Regions from separate parts of the Homo sapiens genome. Here region 1 is linked to region 2. The links are chromatin loops, found by intact Hi-C in ENCODE. Cell type or tissue: Calu3. All regions are shown on one strand. Links, peaks and the distances in the headings refer to the core of each region. The heading gives the core; the rest is flanking DNA.

Region 1 (8,544 bases), core at 86-8,085, 50 kb after region 2:
TCTTTAAGAGGCACATTTCCCCTTCCATGATTGCACTACCCTCAATTGCCTAGGCCAATTGTAGGTGATTAGTGTTAGTGCAGGTGAAGGCAGAGAACCCTGTGTTGTCAAAAGAGGAAGCAATTCTGTTGGTGAACAGCAGTTTTCCCTAAATCATCTGTAATGGTCATTGCACACCTCCCCATTTTCTTTCTCTTTATTTCCTCTGGGCTCCAAACTTGGCTTAGAATTCTATTTCAGAAGTAAATGAGAGTTATAAGCAACATATCATAATCAAAAAAGCTGAAAGCTATGAAATTATACAAACTCATATTAGAATCCCAGGTTTACTTCTTATATCCTAGGAAGTCTGAGGGCTTAACCTCTATAAGCCATCAAGTTTCACTTGTAATATGAGGAGATTAATGCATTACACAAGGGTTATTTTGAGAAATAATTGAGATAATAAAATGAAGTATGCTTAGCATCACACAGCTAATGGGCAGCAGAGCTAAAATTTGAAATCGGGGATTGGTCTAAAACAAGGGCCAGCAAACCATAGCCTGCAGATCAAAGCCAACCTTCTACCTGCCTTTAGAAATAAAGTTTTATTATAATCATGCCCATCTTTAAAAGGGCATTACTTATATGTCTTTTGCAATGGTGGAGCTGAATAGTTGTACTGGAGACAAAAATCTAAAATATTTACTGTAGTCATATCTTGTTTTATTGCACTTTGCTTTATGACACTTCACAGATATTGTGTCACTTACAAATTGAAGATATGTGACAATCCTGCATCAAGTAAGTCTATTACTGCAATTTTTTAAACAGCATGTGCTCGCTTTGTGCCTCTGTATCACATTTTGGTAATTCTCACTATATTTCAAACTTTTTCATTATTATTATATCTATTATGGTGATCTGTGATCAGTGATCTTTGAAGTTACTATTGTAATTGTTTTGGAGCACCGCAAATCACACACATATAAGAAAGCAAAGTTAATTGATAAATCCTGTGTGTGTTCTGACTGCTCCACTGACCAGCTACTCCCCAATCTCTCTCCCTGCCCTCAAGGTTCCCTATTCCTTGATACATAACAACATTGAAATTAGGCCAAATAGTAGCCCTACAATGGCCTGTAAGTATTCGAGTAAAAGAAAGAATCAGATGTATCTTACTTTAAATCAAAAGCTAGAAATGATTAAGCTTTATTATGAGAAAGACATGTTGAAAGCCAAGCTAGGCCAAAAGCTAGGTCTCCTTTGCCAAACAATTAGCCAAGCTGTAAACACGAAGGAAACATTCTTTAAGGAAATTGAAAGTGAACACACTTTCAATGAACACACAAATGATAAAAAAGCGAAACAATCTTATTGCTGATGTGGAGAAAATTTGAGAGGTCTGGATCAAAGATCAAACCAGCCACAACATTACCTTAAGCCAAAGTCTATTCCCTAGCAAGGCCCCAACTGTCTTCAATTCTATGAAGGCTAAGAGAGGAGATGGAGTTGCAGAAGAAAATCCTGAAGCTAGCAGAGGTTGGTTCATGAGGTTTAAGGAAAGGAGCCATCTTCATTAAAAGTACAAGGTGAAGCAGCAAGTGCTGAGGCAGAAGCTGCAGAAAGTTATCCAGAACATCTAGCTAAGATCATTGATGAAGGTAGCTGCACAAAGAATAGGTTTTCAATGTGTAAGAAGCAGCCTTATATCAGAAGATACCATCTAGGATTTTCATAGCTGGAGAAAAGAAGTCAATGCCTGGTTTCAATGCTTCAATGGACATGTTAACTCTCCTGTTAGGAGCTAATGCAGCTGCTGACTTTAAGCTGAAGCCGATGCTCATTTACAATTCTGAAAATCCTAGAGTCCTTAAGAGGTATAATAAATCTGCTCTGCCTGTTCCCTATAAATAAAACAACAAGGCCTAGATGACAGCACATCTGTTTGTAGCATGGTTTACTGAATATTTTAAGCCCACTGTTGAGACTGACTATTCAGAAAAAAAGATTCCTTTCAAAATATTGCTGCTCACTGACATGTACCTGGTCAACCAAGAGCTCTGATGGAGAGATACAAGGAGATTAATATTGTTTTCATGACTACTGACACAGCATCTATTCTCTAGCCCACAGATCAAAGAGTAATTTTGACTTTCAAACTTTATTATTTAATAAATACACTTCATAAGGCTATAGTTGCCATACTGCCATAAATAGTGATTTCTCTAGTGGATTGGGAAAAGGAAAATGAAAACCTTCTGGGAAGGATTCACAAGGTCTACATGCCATTAAGAACATTCATAATTCATGGGAAAAGATCAAAATATCAACATTAAGAGGAGTTTGGAGGAAGTTGCTTTCAACCCTCATGGATGACTTTGAAGGATTCAAGACTTCACTGGAGGAAGTAATTGCAGATGCAGCGGAAATAGCAAGAGAACTAGAATTAAAAGCAAAGCATTGTAATTCTCCTCTTCTTAGAAGTGACGATTTGACTGAATTGCCGGATTGTCAGGATAAAATGAACAATTGAGGAGTTGCTTCTTATGGATGGGCAATGCAAGTGGTTTCTCGAGATGAAATTTACTTTTGGTGAAGAGGCTGTGAACACTCCTGAAATAAGAACAAATGATTTAAAATATTTCACAAACTCAGTTGATAAAGCAGTAGCAGATTTCAAGAGTATGGACTCCAGTTTTGAAAGAAATTCCATTGTGGATGAAATGCTATCAAACAGCATCACATGCTACAGAGAAATGTTTTATGAAGAGTTACTCCACATGGCAAACTTTATTGTTGTCTTTTTTTAAATAAATTGCCACAGCCACCACAACCTTTATCAGCTACCACCCTAATCAGTCAGTAGCCATTAACATCAAGATGAGACCCTCTACCAGTAAAAAGATGATAACTCACTGAAGCCTTCTATGATTGATAGCATTTTTTAGCAATAGAATATTTTTAAATTAAGGTATACACACTGTTTTTTAGGCATAATGCTATTGCACACTTAATAGATTGAATACCATATAGTGTAAATATAACTTGTACATGCACTGGGAAACAAAAAAAAATTGTGTGACTCACCTTATTACAATATTGCTTCATTCCAATATTTGCTTTATTGCAGTGGTTTAGAACTCAACCCACAATATTTCCAAGATGTGCCTGTATTTGATTTATTGCATAACAAATTCGTCAGTTCCTGGTCTAACATATCACAGTCTACTTCTGGAGTTACTTGTGGTAATGTTTGAATTTTTAAAAAATATATGAAAAAATAATATAAGTCTTTAAAGACAAATAAAAATTAAACTAAAAGGCATAATAAAAAGTCTACCTATTTCAGTAAATTAGACAGTATCTGTTTTTGTTCATTTTCTATAATATAACTGGAAATCCTGTTTGGCAGCAATTCAAGTAAGTAGTGCTACCAGATACATTCCATTTTTCTAGGAGATATCTATTGTAACAATAAATTATTTTAATATGTCCCTACTGGTATAAGGGTATACCACGTATGTATGTATACCACTGTGTGTTATGACATACTATCTAATAATAATACTGTTAATAATAGTTATATCATTATTAACAAGTTGTCACTCTTAGTTTGACAAGAATTGTTCTGTCAGGGACAGATGGACAATATTATTCAGCTAACCAATTGCTCTTTCTTTTTGTACCATGTCTAAGACATATAGCATCCTGTGGAGGACTGGGCATTTCTAGTACAGCCAGATACAATTTAACTACCTTCTAGTAATCTGAGCATTGTGTCTCATTAAAAAATATTTCAAAAAATGAGCCACCTGTAGAATTTATAAAGGACGTTCCTTTAAAAAATGAATATACTTTAAACTGCTCACATAAATAGTTTCTAACACATATATCAGAATTAGCAAGTTAAGGCTATCCCTGTAATAGTCCACTTTTGACAAAATCACTTGTGAAATAAAAAAAAGAAAAAGAAAAAACTCTACTTGCTGAGTTCCTGCAAAAGATACTGTTTAACTTGTCAGATTGATTTTTTAATCAAAATTCAAAATAATGGAATAAAAATTTAACAGCTTAAAGGTCAAAGTTAGTTAATGCATATCTTCAAATTTGCAACTGATTTACTTATAAGTAAAAACATCCACAAAGTTTAATTGATTTTCCACCTCGTACACTGAGAAATAGTATTTTGTACCTCTTGAATAATTCACAAGTTTGAATCCTAAGGCATACATATATATGTGTGTGTGTGTATATATGTGTGTGTGTGTGTGTGTGTATATATTTATATATATGCTGTATTTATGCCTAATTATTCTGGCTACAAAGGTCAAAAGGACAAAGTGGCCACAAGTTATAATGGGTTGGAGAATTTGGATGGAATGTGGATCTAAATTACTGTGTTACGTTAACTTGTTGAAATCTTATTGCTAAAATTTTGCACTGCTAGGCAGTAAAACAGAAGAAAAAAAAATAAATTGAGAAAGTGTTAATTTTTAAGCAAGTTTGACAAAGATTGAGTTTCATATGACAAATATTGTCAGCAAGACAGGATTCTGTCAGTGGAAGAAGTTTAAACATTAACAATTTCTGTCAGGCTGTTGACACAATCATGGCAGACATTTCCCAAGATGCCGAGATGACTGCTGGCATTTGTCAACAATCCTGTCATAGTGACAGCAATAAGGCCATGTCTGGAAATGTGACAGTTTTGGCTTTGTGCTCCCCTGAGCAATAGCCCAGGTGTTCAGAGAAAGTGTGGGAAAACCCATATTTCTGCATTGTCATTCGAACACAGAAAACACAGGAGGAAAATGAGCTGTCACTCCAATTCCCATGATGCCTTGCTGCTTAGCATAACTCTACAGTGCGGCCCTGGGTCCACTGGTCCATATTCTGACAGATAATTAAGAAAGCAGCAGCTTTTTCTAGACGGCTCTTCCTCATGATTTGCATTTTAGCCAGAGGCGACCAGTTATAAAAAAAACATGATGGAAAGATGGTAAGAAGCCAATTAGATGGATGGATGGCTGACTGACAGCTCTCTGGTATTACGACTCCAGATTTCAGACTACATAGCCTGGCAGTTTTCTACAAGAACCAACTTTTTTGCAGGTTGGTAAAGCTGTTAAATGTGGGACTATATATAGCTCTATATAATTTTTGCAAAGTTGTACATTTTCCTTAAATAAGCATGTATTCTTTTCAATCAGGGTTTGCATTAAACAAGTTTCAACAATTTAATCACAACTTGCATCACTAAATTTAGCAATATTAAAATTCTAGACAACTTGTAGGCACATTAGCTGTGCCAGTAGAGAAGTGATTAAAAAGCTGAGAAGTACTTTGAGCCAGCAGAGATAAAGTGAGCTAATAATTACAATGTCTGTGCAAATATGCTTTGGAACTTTGAATTGTACATTGTTTGCTTTTAAGCAAATAAAAACATAGACCCTAAATTTCCTCTCCGTCTTTAGATCTTGCACACATATATTTGGTTATTATCCCTGTTCAGGGTATAATATATGCTTGTGTGTCTGTTATTTTAGCTAATTTTGAAATTTTTAAAAAATAAACTGTTAGTGTCAAGCTTCCAGTTTGGCCATGATATTCTATAGCTTCTAGCCAATAGGAGTCAACTCTTCACAATATTTTACAGTTTGGAAGCTTCACCAATGTTTCCTGTGTACTGCATGCCGTGTGTGTGTGTGTTGTGTGTGTGTGTGTATATATATATATATATACTTGTCATATATATATTAATATATATTATATATCAGATACACACATATTAATATATATATCAGACACACACAACACACACATTGTTAAAAGCAAACAATTTGCTATTAGTTCGGCATGTCTTCATTTGTAGTTTGAAATAAGAAATTTTTCTTTCAAATTGTAAAGATACCTCAGATTTGATTTTAATCTTGAAATATGAAGGGTAGGCAATTATTTCACTATACATTGAAGTTCCAGTAAGGAATATTAACCCAAGGCAGAAACGTGAGCATATTTTCTTACTGTGGGTAATGAATCTTCTACAAACTGAGGATAATCATTAAACTAATGGTAGGTCTGAATGTTTTTAGTTGCTTAAAACTAAACAATATACATTTTAAAGTTCCATGTATATCGCTCAAACTACACTGATATAAAAATCCACAACACACATAAAGAATGAGTGAGAACCATTTCTCTTTGTTTTCTTTTTAAACTGTACTAATATTTGTCATTTTGCCCTGTTGAAATTAGATATGCTCAGTATACTAATAACAATTCTAAAAAAATTCTAACTGCACATACTTAAAAAGTTTAAACAATTACTCCTTTAAACAAGTTCAAAGAAGTAATTTTTCTCCCATAGACATAATATAATGCAAGTAGAAATAGAAATCATCCTGAAGATTTTTTAAATTATTTTTAAGGAAATTCGTTTTTTTCAATACCCAAAGCCCTTATACAATTAAAATACTTTTACTATTTAATATTTTACTTCTTTCCTCATTTTCTATTTTAAGGGGAGAAATGCTGAATATAAAGTGTCCCAGTAAAGAAATTCTTTAAATAAGGAAAGTTAAAAAGCTTTGAAACATGTGCCTCTATGGTTGGATATTTATGCTTGGAGTCTAGCAGTTTTCTGTTTTTAAATTCCTCATGTCTTCTGCTTTCATCAACTCCTCATACTTTGTATTGAAATTTATTTCACTGTTGGATTATCTTATTTATTGCACAATGGCAATACATTATATCTTCACAAGGTCTTGAGGAAGTTGTGGGTTTTCAGAAAAAAATAATTAGAATTGAAATTTGAGGAATTGTGTATTGTATACAGATTTTAAAATAACAACTCCTTGTAAATTTTGTTTTGTTTCAAACTATGCATTAAGAGACAATTTTCGTTTAAGGGACAATCTGAAGAGCAATATTTATTGAATTGAAATGAGTTCTGAAAATGCTCATTTTGAAAGTATCACTATATCACTGTAGGTTAAAGAGACATGTTTCTAAATAAAAAACAAAGTGTGTCATCATCAAAACAAAACTACATCTCACCACAAAACTTATGAGGTTGTGCCTGGAAAATGTAGTAAAATTCATTGGAGCCTATTTCTACCATCATTTTCATATTAAACTTTGCAATTTGAGTGACTGGAATTTGAACTTAAACAGTGAAGGGAAGCATAAAGGCAAGTTTCCTACAAATTGTTTTTCTTCAGTATATCTATATTTCTAACGGAATATTTGGTTAAAGATTTCCTTTCCTAGTTTCAAAAGAGAATTATTTTTAAGACACATTATGAAAATGGCTAATATTCTCTTCAGTGCATTTTATACTGCAAATTAAAAACTTAAGTAAAAAACATTTAAGATGTGAATGTTAAAAAATGAAGGAAAAGTTCATTTTCCTGAGGTTTTTTTTTCTAGATAGTTTATAGAAATATAGCTTCATTTTATAATCTTATAAAAATCAAATTCTTCGTTCAATATTTATAGGCACTTTCCATAAGTAATGTAACAATTGACCTCAAACATCTTTTAATAACTTTTAAACCATGTCATCAAAGAATAATATTGTTTATGGAACATTTAAAAATCATGTCATTAAGGAATAATGTTGTTTATGTTGAATTGCTCTTTAGCACCTCATACACTTTTCTAACTTTGTAAACACCCAAATGACCCTGCAAACCACCAGTCATAACACACTGGTGAAATATTTGCCTCCTTTACTTATTGGATATAGAGCAGTTTCCAGGAGCCAAGGGATTACATAAAATCTGCTCACTTTGCTGACTTGGAATGAAGTCTGGCAGTTCATTTACATGTTATTTTGAGAGAGAGAAAAAAAGAGCAGAGAGTATTCAAGGGACAGAGACACTGAGAGAAAAAAAATCAGCAACATTTCTTTGTTATACTATGTTCATAAATTGTGCAGAATTTCATTTAAATGAATGGTTTGAATTATGTAAGAAATTCAACCAATAACAAGGCATAGATACAGAAACCACAAGCTTCCTAAAGGCTGCAAATGTGTATTGATCCCAATAGTCAAACAAGTCTTTCTCTCTTTCTCCCTACCCTCTGAGAGTCACTCTTATATTTCATTTTAAGCACATTACTGCCTGTCTTGTGTAACAGCTATCTGTAAGCTTTTTAAAGGCAGGGGCTGAAGATGACTTGTCTTTTTTTTTTTTTTTTTTTTTTTTTTTTTTTGCTGTGCTAACAATATCAACTTATAGTAGAGTCTCAAAATTGATTGAATTTAATGTAGACTTTCACCTGGCTTTGCAGCCGTTGGTTCTCATACCTGAGGCAGGTTAACAACCCAATTGACTAGTTAGTTCCGTGGGCCCAAGTTGTGACTCAGCCAGCCAGTTTTGCTATATTTCTCAAGCACAAGCAGAGCAAAGTTGAAGCACAGGCCTTGGTTGCCAGATTGGATGAGCAATGATGCTCAAGATTGAAGGAGCAATCCATGTTCTAGTCATCATCATCACATCATTCGATCACTGTAATCTATCATCTGTCTAAGGCTGACCATTGTTAAGCATCTATGCT
Region 2 (8,544 bases), core at 466-8,465:
TAGTATTTTTTTCCTCTTATTTTTACTATTTCATTCCTCCTCATTCCTTTGACCATGTTCTGGTCCTTTTCCAAGGTCTTAACTAAAACATTTAGCTCATTACTTTTTACCTTTTCTTTCTTCCTTGTATACTCATTTAAAGCCATGCATTTTTCCCTAAACAATTTTTTGCTACAATATTGATATATAGCAAATAAATTTTTAAGCAATTTTAAGTTTTATTATAATTTTTCTTTTTCAAATATATGGAGATTGCTTAATTTATTATTTTCTTACTCAATTTTTAACATTTTATTTTAAAAATTATAACTCACAGAAAAGTCACTAAATGTTATGATTACCTCCTATATTCCCTTCACCTAAACTCACCAATTGCTCACTTTTTGCACATTTTAAATTCACTAACTCCCATCTATATGCATCTCTCTATATATGTATTTGTATATACACACACGTATATGTTTATGCACTTATAAAATACATTTATATTTTTATTTGCTAAATAATTCAAGAGTTAGTCACAGACATCATAACACTTATCACATCTATTGTAAATAGTTTAGCATGTATCTCCTAAGAACATAGATACTCACATAACTCCAATAAAATTTTCCCATTCAAGTAATTTATTTTTTATAAGATACATATTTTTAACGTGCAGTCTGTGTTCAAATTTTCACAGTGGTCTTTATAATGTTTTAGTTTATCTGAATGAGCACTCAGTAAGGATTACCTGTTATATAGTTGTCATGTCTCCTTATTTTCCATTAATCTAGAATAGTTCCTCTTCCCAGACTTTCATTGTCATTCATTGTGTTAACAGTTTTGAAGATTCCAGGCCAGTATTTCAGAACATCTTTCCTTTTGTATTTGTCTGATTTTTTTCCCTAATGGATGAATTCAGATTGAAAAATGTTTAAGGTATTATTACATAGGTGATAAGTCCTACCTACATGATATGGTTTGGCTGTGTCCCCACCCAAATCTCCCCTTGAATTGTAGCTGCCATAATTCCTACGTGTTGTGAGAGGGACCTGGTGGGAGACAATTGAATCATTTGGGAGGTTTCCCCCATTATGTGATCGTGATCTGGCACTTGTTAATTGGCCAAAATGTGAAGTCCAGCAAAGATTACTTACAATTTCAGTGAATGTTAAAAAATTTCCAGGTAGCAATTTCGGTTTTTGTACATTATTTCAATTAGCCTTCAGAGCTCATTAAAAATGTTTTTAATTTATAAAAATAAAAAGAAATGTTTCACAAAAATAAGTAACTTCTGTAAATTTGAAGGAAATGTGACAGTGTTGGAATTTTAATCCCTGTCCATCTAACTCCAAAGCCAGATCGCTTAACTGGAATGTTTTTCATTTATTTTATTATACTTTAAGTCCTGGGGTACATGTGCAGAACATGCAGATTTGTTACATATGTATACATGTGCTATGGTGGTTTGCTGCACCCATCAACCCGTCATTTACATTAGGTATTTCTCCTAATGCTATCTTCTTAATCAAGCCGAATGGTTTCTTGGAAAAGCATATTATAAGAAAAAGCAATGCAAAGTAATATCATTCAAATTTAAGCAGAAGATAGTTATTAAATTTGAAACTATTGGAGATTTAGAAATTGTCTTATGTCAAATTTCAGGTTGAAAAAGTCTTTTTTCTCTTACTTTTAAACTTCTTATCCTATTTTTTTCATCTCTATGTTTGATACCAAACAAACTGGATTCTCTTCACTAGCTATAGGTTAAAGAAATGATCTAGTCAATTAAGAATATGGAATCTAATTATTTTGAACCTATCAAAACCTCATTATCCTGTGTAATAAAAATGGTAAAAATATTGTGTATATTATCTTTGCTGGTCAAGTAGAGAATAGAATTCCCTTTAGACCAATGAAGGAATTCTATTTATTTGTCATACAAATTATTTTTTTACTTTATCCATTAAAAATCTTTATTCTTTATTTCAATAAAAGTGCATGGCAGACTTTTTAGAAAAGAATAGCAAGATAAATCTAGCAATTCCATAACAGAAAGATCACCGGAAAAAAAGTGTAGATAGATATATTTTTATAAAGATGAAGAACTTCCACAATAACTTTTATTTTTGCTTACAAGACTCAGCTGGCTTGTGAGACAGAAAAAGCTAGCTTGAAGTGGAAAAAGCTAATTTATCATCTGTTACCTTTACCTTAAATCTAGCAGAGCCACATGACATCAAATCTCCCATCCGCCCACATGGATCTCAGTTCATGGATAAGGTAACAAACTCTCACCAAAGTTCTCCATCACTTCCTTTTCCTTGGAGCCACAAGCTGTGTGCTGTCTCTCTCTAATTACAAAGTTCTAGTACTCACTGCTGATCTTAAATTCACATTTCAGAAGTTCTGGCAACTGATACTCAGAGTTTGGAAAAAATGTTTACAGGAAACAAAGAAAGTGGCCAACAATTATATTTCCCTTTGCTTTTTTTTTTCCTCCCCTCACTTTCTGTAGAGTAAAAGCCTCACAACTATAAAGGACATTAGTGAAAAATTAGGACGATTTGAATATGGGCTGTTTTAGATAATATCCCTTTAATTATTTATGTCTGTAATTTCTATCCACAATATTTTGTAGCTTGAGATGCCATTTTTGTTGGAATTATTTTTAAATATCTAATAATCTAAAATGTGTCATTTTAAAATTTTGTTTTCAATTTGATTCTAGTGCCTAGAAATATAATTTACTTTTTGTATTGACTTTATTTAGTGACTTTGCTGAATTGATGTATTAATTCTATTAGTTTCTAGATATTAAAAAAGTAGATATCTAATCATGTTACATGTGAATAATGACAGCTATATTTCCTCCTTTCCACTGCTTATACTATTTGTCCTATTCTTAACTTACAGCACTGGTGCAATCCTCTAGTATAATGTTGTATGGAAGTATTGATAAATTAACATTCTTTGTTTATTTCTGAACTTGGGTGAAAGTGTTCAATAATCCACTGTAAAATATGGCATTTGATGTGGCTTTTGGTATAGGTAAAACATTATCAGTTTAAAGTGATTCCTCTGTCCTCATTTTACTGATATTTTTATCATGACTTAATGTTTTATAACTCCTACAAATCAACAGGATAAAGAGGTACAACCACTAAAAAAAAAAAAAAGAATGTCGCCAAGACTCAAATACAAATTCACAAAAGAGCATCTCTAATGGCCAGTATCAACATCAATTATGGAAAAGTTATCAACATCATTAATGGAGAGGAAAAAGGAAATAAGACCAAAAGACCAAGATGATATGAATTTACACACACAACAGAAGGGCTAAAATTGGAAAAAATGTGGACCAGCTGGAACTGTGGTACACTGCTTATGGGAACTTAAATTGCCCTAATCATTTTTTGCTGTCAATATCTCTAAAAGATAATAATATAAACAGTTTATGTTGAAACTTCTCTACTCCTAGGTATATAACCATTAATAATGAATGCACACATTAATACAATTATAGCAGCTTTATTCATAATTTTCATCTATCCTACCACAGATACATTAAATTATAGTATAGGTATACTGTGAGACCCCTGAAGTGGGGTTCAGAGTTTGGATCATAAACCAAAATCACAAGATGCAAATAGGGTTATTTAGCTCCAAATTGACACTGGTCAGAGAGCATAGTATTATACATATCAGGAATATCATATATAATTTGGACACCCAGATGCTTTTCCCTATGTGCCCAGGTACTGTGTACAGGATATGTTTTGGTTATAAGATTAACCCAAAGCTGAAATGTGTATATGTCACAGCAGCATAAGAAACCTACCAGGTACAAGTAGCCTCAACTTAAATACCTTGTTACCACATAATTTTAAGTGACTAGCTCCCTTTTCTTCATGTGGCCTTAGTCCACAGGTTGTAAGTCACATAATAACCAAGGCTGCCAGCCAAGGACAAAGCCTAGAGGACATTCTTTAAGTAATACTTAGCACATACCAAGCCCTGCAAAACCATCACCTATTTTTAGAGTTGATATTTCAAAATGTTTGAATAAGGGGAAAATCTTTAATCTAGGTGAGGTATTAAGACCAACTGCTGACCCTTTCCCTCAAGGCCACAATTTAGCCTTTGTTAACACATCCTTGCCACATAAATCCTGGGTATGACAAAAATTTCTATAATAGAAATTATATGTGTGAGCATGCATACACACATATATAATTCTGTTACATTATTTTTTAAAAACTTAAAATTTACTAAGACACCAATAAGTAGCATGATAAGAATCATCTGATAATATGTGGAAACATTAAAAACATGAAACAAAGCAAAACAAAACAAAAAAGTTAATCATAATTTCACATTATCGTTATTGCCACAAGCTACAGGGATTTACCATTCTTCTTTTCCTTCCTCAACCTAGTCTCCCTCTATTCTACCTTTTGAGATTATTCTTGGAAAAAAAATCAGTTATTTTTATTTTCATAATTCTTTCAAAAAAGAGAGAAAAAGTATAACCAGGAAGTATAAGCAATATGAGAAAGTTATGAGGATTTCATAATCCTTCAAATTTCTTGCAACGATTTTTACTAGTTCAGGGGTCACATCTCTTATCAACTCTGTCCCCACTCCTGAGTCTCCTCAAAGAATTCTTGATAATACCTCACTAATGACTCATAATATGCTTTTCACACTAAATAAGGAATTGGCCCCAGAATCTCACTAAACTTAGCGGTCCCATCATGGATTTTCTTCTCCACGCTGCTTCTATTCCAGAGTTCAAATCCCTGCTTTGTATTCTGATTCTTTCTTCTAAGCAAGCACAATGTTTATAAAAATGTCCAGCTGAAATATATTTTATTTAATTATTTATTCATTATAGGTATGCATGCATGGAAATTATAGGTCATTAATGAAGTGATGAAATAATGAGAGGACTTCATTCAGATGTATCATCTTCTTGTGCATGGATTTCTTCAATGACGTGAGTCTTTAGGGTACCATTCTTGAGTCCCTACTGAGTCCTTTGGGATCCAATTATTTGGGTCCGTAGGGTCACATTCTGTCACGCAGCAATGAGTTGTAGGTCTTGCACAGTATGAAATCCTAAATTCACTATCATCACATTGATTTTTACATCGACCTCCAATCGCTGTACATGACTTCCACCTACTAAAGGTGATATGGTGCCCTTCACTTCTGGCTGAAAGAAGGCAAGAACAGCTGGAATTAGTAATCTAGGTGGGAACTCCCAAGATTTAAAAGAAGACATGGGAGTAATCACAGACAACAGAGGAGAAATAAAGGAAATGGATATTTGCTTTAATTTTTTTGTCCATATCAGAGAAAATCAAGGAAACCAACAAGTATACAGTTCCTAAACTGTAGAGGTTCCATTCTTATGCAGTTTAAATAATTCTGTAGTGACTCAATAAGGGATTTCTGAAGGGCTTGCAATGTATTAATCTTCCTCTGTCTGTCTTGTACATTGACTAGAACCATTGGATATGAGTGGGACGATCTCCATCCTCTCATTTATTATTTATTCTTAGTACTGTTCTGTGGTAAATGTTCTCTTCCTTTTTAAGATTCCATTGTTCTTTTTAACCTGACTTGAGCAGTTCTAAAATATTGAAAGATACAATTTTATTTTCCTTAAATATCTCATCTCCTCTTGGATTTGCACCCTAGAGCCAAGCACAAGAGAAGTTTTGCTAAAAAAATAGACACTTTGGGGTGATTAGAATACGGAGATAGTAAATAACCACAAGCTGTGGACATAGTGAACATTTCAGCAAGGCTCATAATTTTCTAGTTCTACTTTGCCATTTTTCTCTTTCATCCTGAAGTTTCCAATGCTATAGAAAATTTTTAAAAATGTCTCTAATCTCACTTTACAGCATAATTTCTTCGACTTTGTAACTTCCACAAGTATAAGGAATGATGTATGTACCTAGATAGAAGGTCTCTCTGTCACTAACAGAAGTTCTGATCTGTAGTTGCAGATATTCATTTATTCTCTGTATCTCCACAGATACATAGCACATATCACTGGAGAGCCAGGTTTTGAATCTATATAATAATTTTTAAATTAATTAAAAAGTTTAATAAAAATTCTGGAGGAGACTGTCTTAGGAAGTACATATCTACCATTACTCGACTAATATAAGCATGCATTGCTGGACATATTTCAGAAGGTGGATAAAAATGACCAAGTCCTTATCACTGATGTCTGTAAGTATGCTTTCATCTCAAAAACCTTTTTATTCTGTAATTAACCATTTTCGTGTCCATCTTTTTAAATAAAATACATATATATCATTTTATATAAAGTAGTAATATTACCCACAAATTTTGCAGCAAGAATTTAAAATAACTGAGGATTTTGAGACTACACTATCAGAGGATATTCCTTTTAACATACTCTGGATTTGCAGTGATGTGTACTCAGTCATCTAGGAGACAGCACTTTATGCAGTTATCTTTGCTAATAATTGTATTTTATTTGCAAATAGTAATAGTAATATGAATAATGGTAATAATAATATTTCAAGCCCATATTTACCCTGAGATATGAAAGGTACATTTCATAATTGGATTAGCCTCAGCATAGTTCTGTTCACAAAGCAACATATCACAAGGGGTATTTCCTTCTGAGAGAAGAACACAAAATATAAATGCAGAGCCTAATGTAGCACTGTAAATGAAATAGCCATGAGATTACTACCTACATCAAGAAACAAGATATTACTAGAAGCTTCACACCCTCATGCCACATCATAACCCCCTCCCTCTTCCCTAAGAGTAATCACTGTCTTGAATTAAACACTAACTTTCTTACTTTGCTTTATATTAATATTTGTATACCTCAATTATGCATTTTTTATGCCTGCTTTTGAACATGTATACACATAAAATATGTATAAATCTAGATATACACACAAATATATATATACACACATACAAATAAATGTGTACATATGTGTATACAATCAGGTGTCACTTAGGGACAGGGATATGTTTTGAGAAATGTGCCATTAGGTGATTCTGTCCTTGTGCGAACACCATAAACTGTACTTACACAAATCTAGATGGTACAACCTATCACATACCTAGGCTGTAAGGTATAGCCTATTACTCCTGATCTACAAAATGGCACCTGTTACTGGACTGAATACTTTAGGCAACTGTAACATAATGGTAAGTATTTATGTATCTAAACATAGACTGAAACACTGTTTTGCAGCACATGACTGTTTATACTGATAGTCCCCGAATTACAATAATTTGACTCAATTTTTCATCCTCAGAATGGTGCAAAAAAGACATACGTTCAGTGGATACAATATTACAAATAGTCATACAACAATTCTGTTTTATGCTTTTAGTACATTATCAAACACATTCCATGATATATTCAATAATTTATTATAAAACACTCTTTATGTTAGATGATTTTGCCCAATTGTAGGCTAATGTAAGTATTCTGAGCATGTTTAAGCCAGGGTAAGCTAAGCTATGATGTTCTGCCAGTAGGGTGTATTAAATCCACTTTCAATTGATGATATTTTCAACTCAAAATGTCTTTATCAAGACATAATTCCATCATGAATTGAGGAGCACTGTGTGTGTGTGTGTGTGTGTGTGTGTGTGTGTGTGTGTATCTTAGAGAGAATCATACAGTTTGTTTGTTTCTGGATTTTTAAATTTATATTCATAAAATTGAACTTTGTGGTTGGATGTAGTTTGCAGTACTGATTTTCATTAATACATAGCATTCACTTTATCTAATAAACTTTATATGATCATATAGGTTATTTGCTACAGGGAGAATTTGGCTGCTCTTAACATTCTTGTACTGTTTCTTGAAGCATATTGAATAATCTTCTGTTGGATAGATTTCAAATTTTGAATGTTCTGTTGAATGTATGGTGGTAGTTTATCGTGGTTTAAATTAGCATTTTCTTGATTGCAAGTGAGGATGAGCACTTTAAAGAGGTTGTTTATTCACTCTTTCAAGTGGCTTAGGTCTTTTTTTCATATTTCTGCTGAATTACCTAGCATTTTCTTATTTATTTATTAGAATTTTAAAATATATTCTAGATTTAAGCCCTTTGCTAGTTATATATGTAGCAATGTTTGTATTCTACTCTATGACTCTACTAAGCTGATATACAAGAACTGAAGGAAATTTTGCCATTGAAGTGATTGGTAAAGTGGTGTAATGGACAAGAGGGAAGAACCTTTAAAGGCTATGGGTCCTAAAACATAGGTTTGGAATAAAGGTGAGCCTAGGGTTACATGAGCTGGCCAGGTACTGAGTGAACCTGGAGCCTGTATCCACCGAGGCTGGCCTCGGGGCTGAGTCCACAGGTCCTTCCCTGATGACTATGGCTGTGGAGCTCACCTTGTTCTTGGACAAGCCTGAAACCTGGGGGTCAGCTTGGTGTTGGGGGGATCCAGAGCCCAGGAACACTGGGGCCAGCCTAGCTCTAGAGAAACTCTGGAAACCGAGTGTGATTATTGGGCCTAGCCTGAGTCTGTGGG

The links. Peaks named below come from ENCODE experiments on the same cell type or tissue, not always from the same donor. Only the 100,000 strongest peaks of a DNase experiment are listed, where the experiment ranks them.
Region 1: a loop joins it to region 2, with 4 times the contacts of the local background. A loop is called at or near these places in 1 of 110 quality-filtered maps.

The regions. Positions count from the first base shown.
Region 1 is chr6:50,088,738-50,097,281 of GRCh38, forward strand. It overlaps LOC100505985 (a long non-coding RNA gene), which reads left to right and starts at 4,871. Exons shown (of 2, transcript NR_187616.1): 1 at 4,871-5,094. In Calu3, for the core only: no CTCF peak of the experiment used is centred there; a DNase peak (open chromatin) is centred at 4,664.
Region 2 is chr6:50,038,602-50,047,145 of GRCh38, forward strand. DEFB112 (defensin beta 112) reads right to left here. Exons shown (of 2, transcript NM_001369057.2): 2 at 3,498-5,200. The coding sequence ends at 4,974. Among named protein-coding and RNA genes, the nearest start is that of DEFB112, 7.1 kb to the right of the region's middle. In Calu3, for the core only: no CTCF peak of the experiment used is centred there; a DNase peak (open chromatin) is centred at 3,960.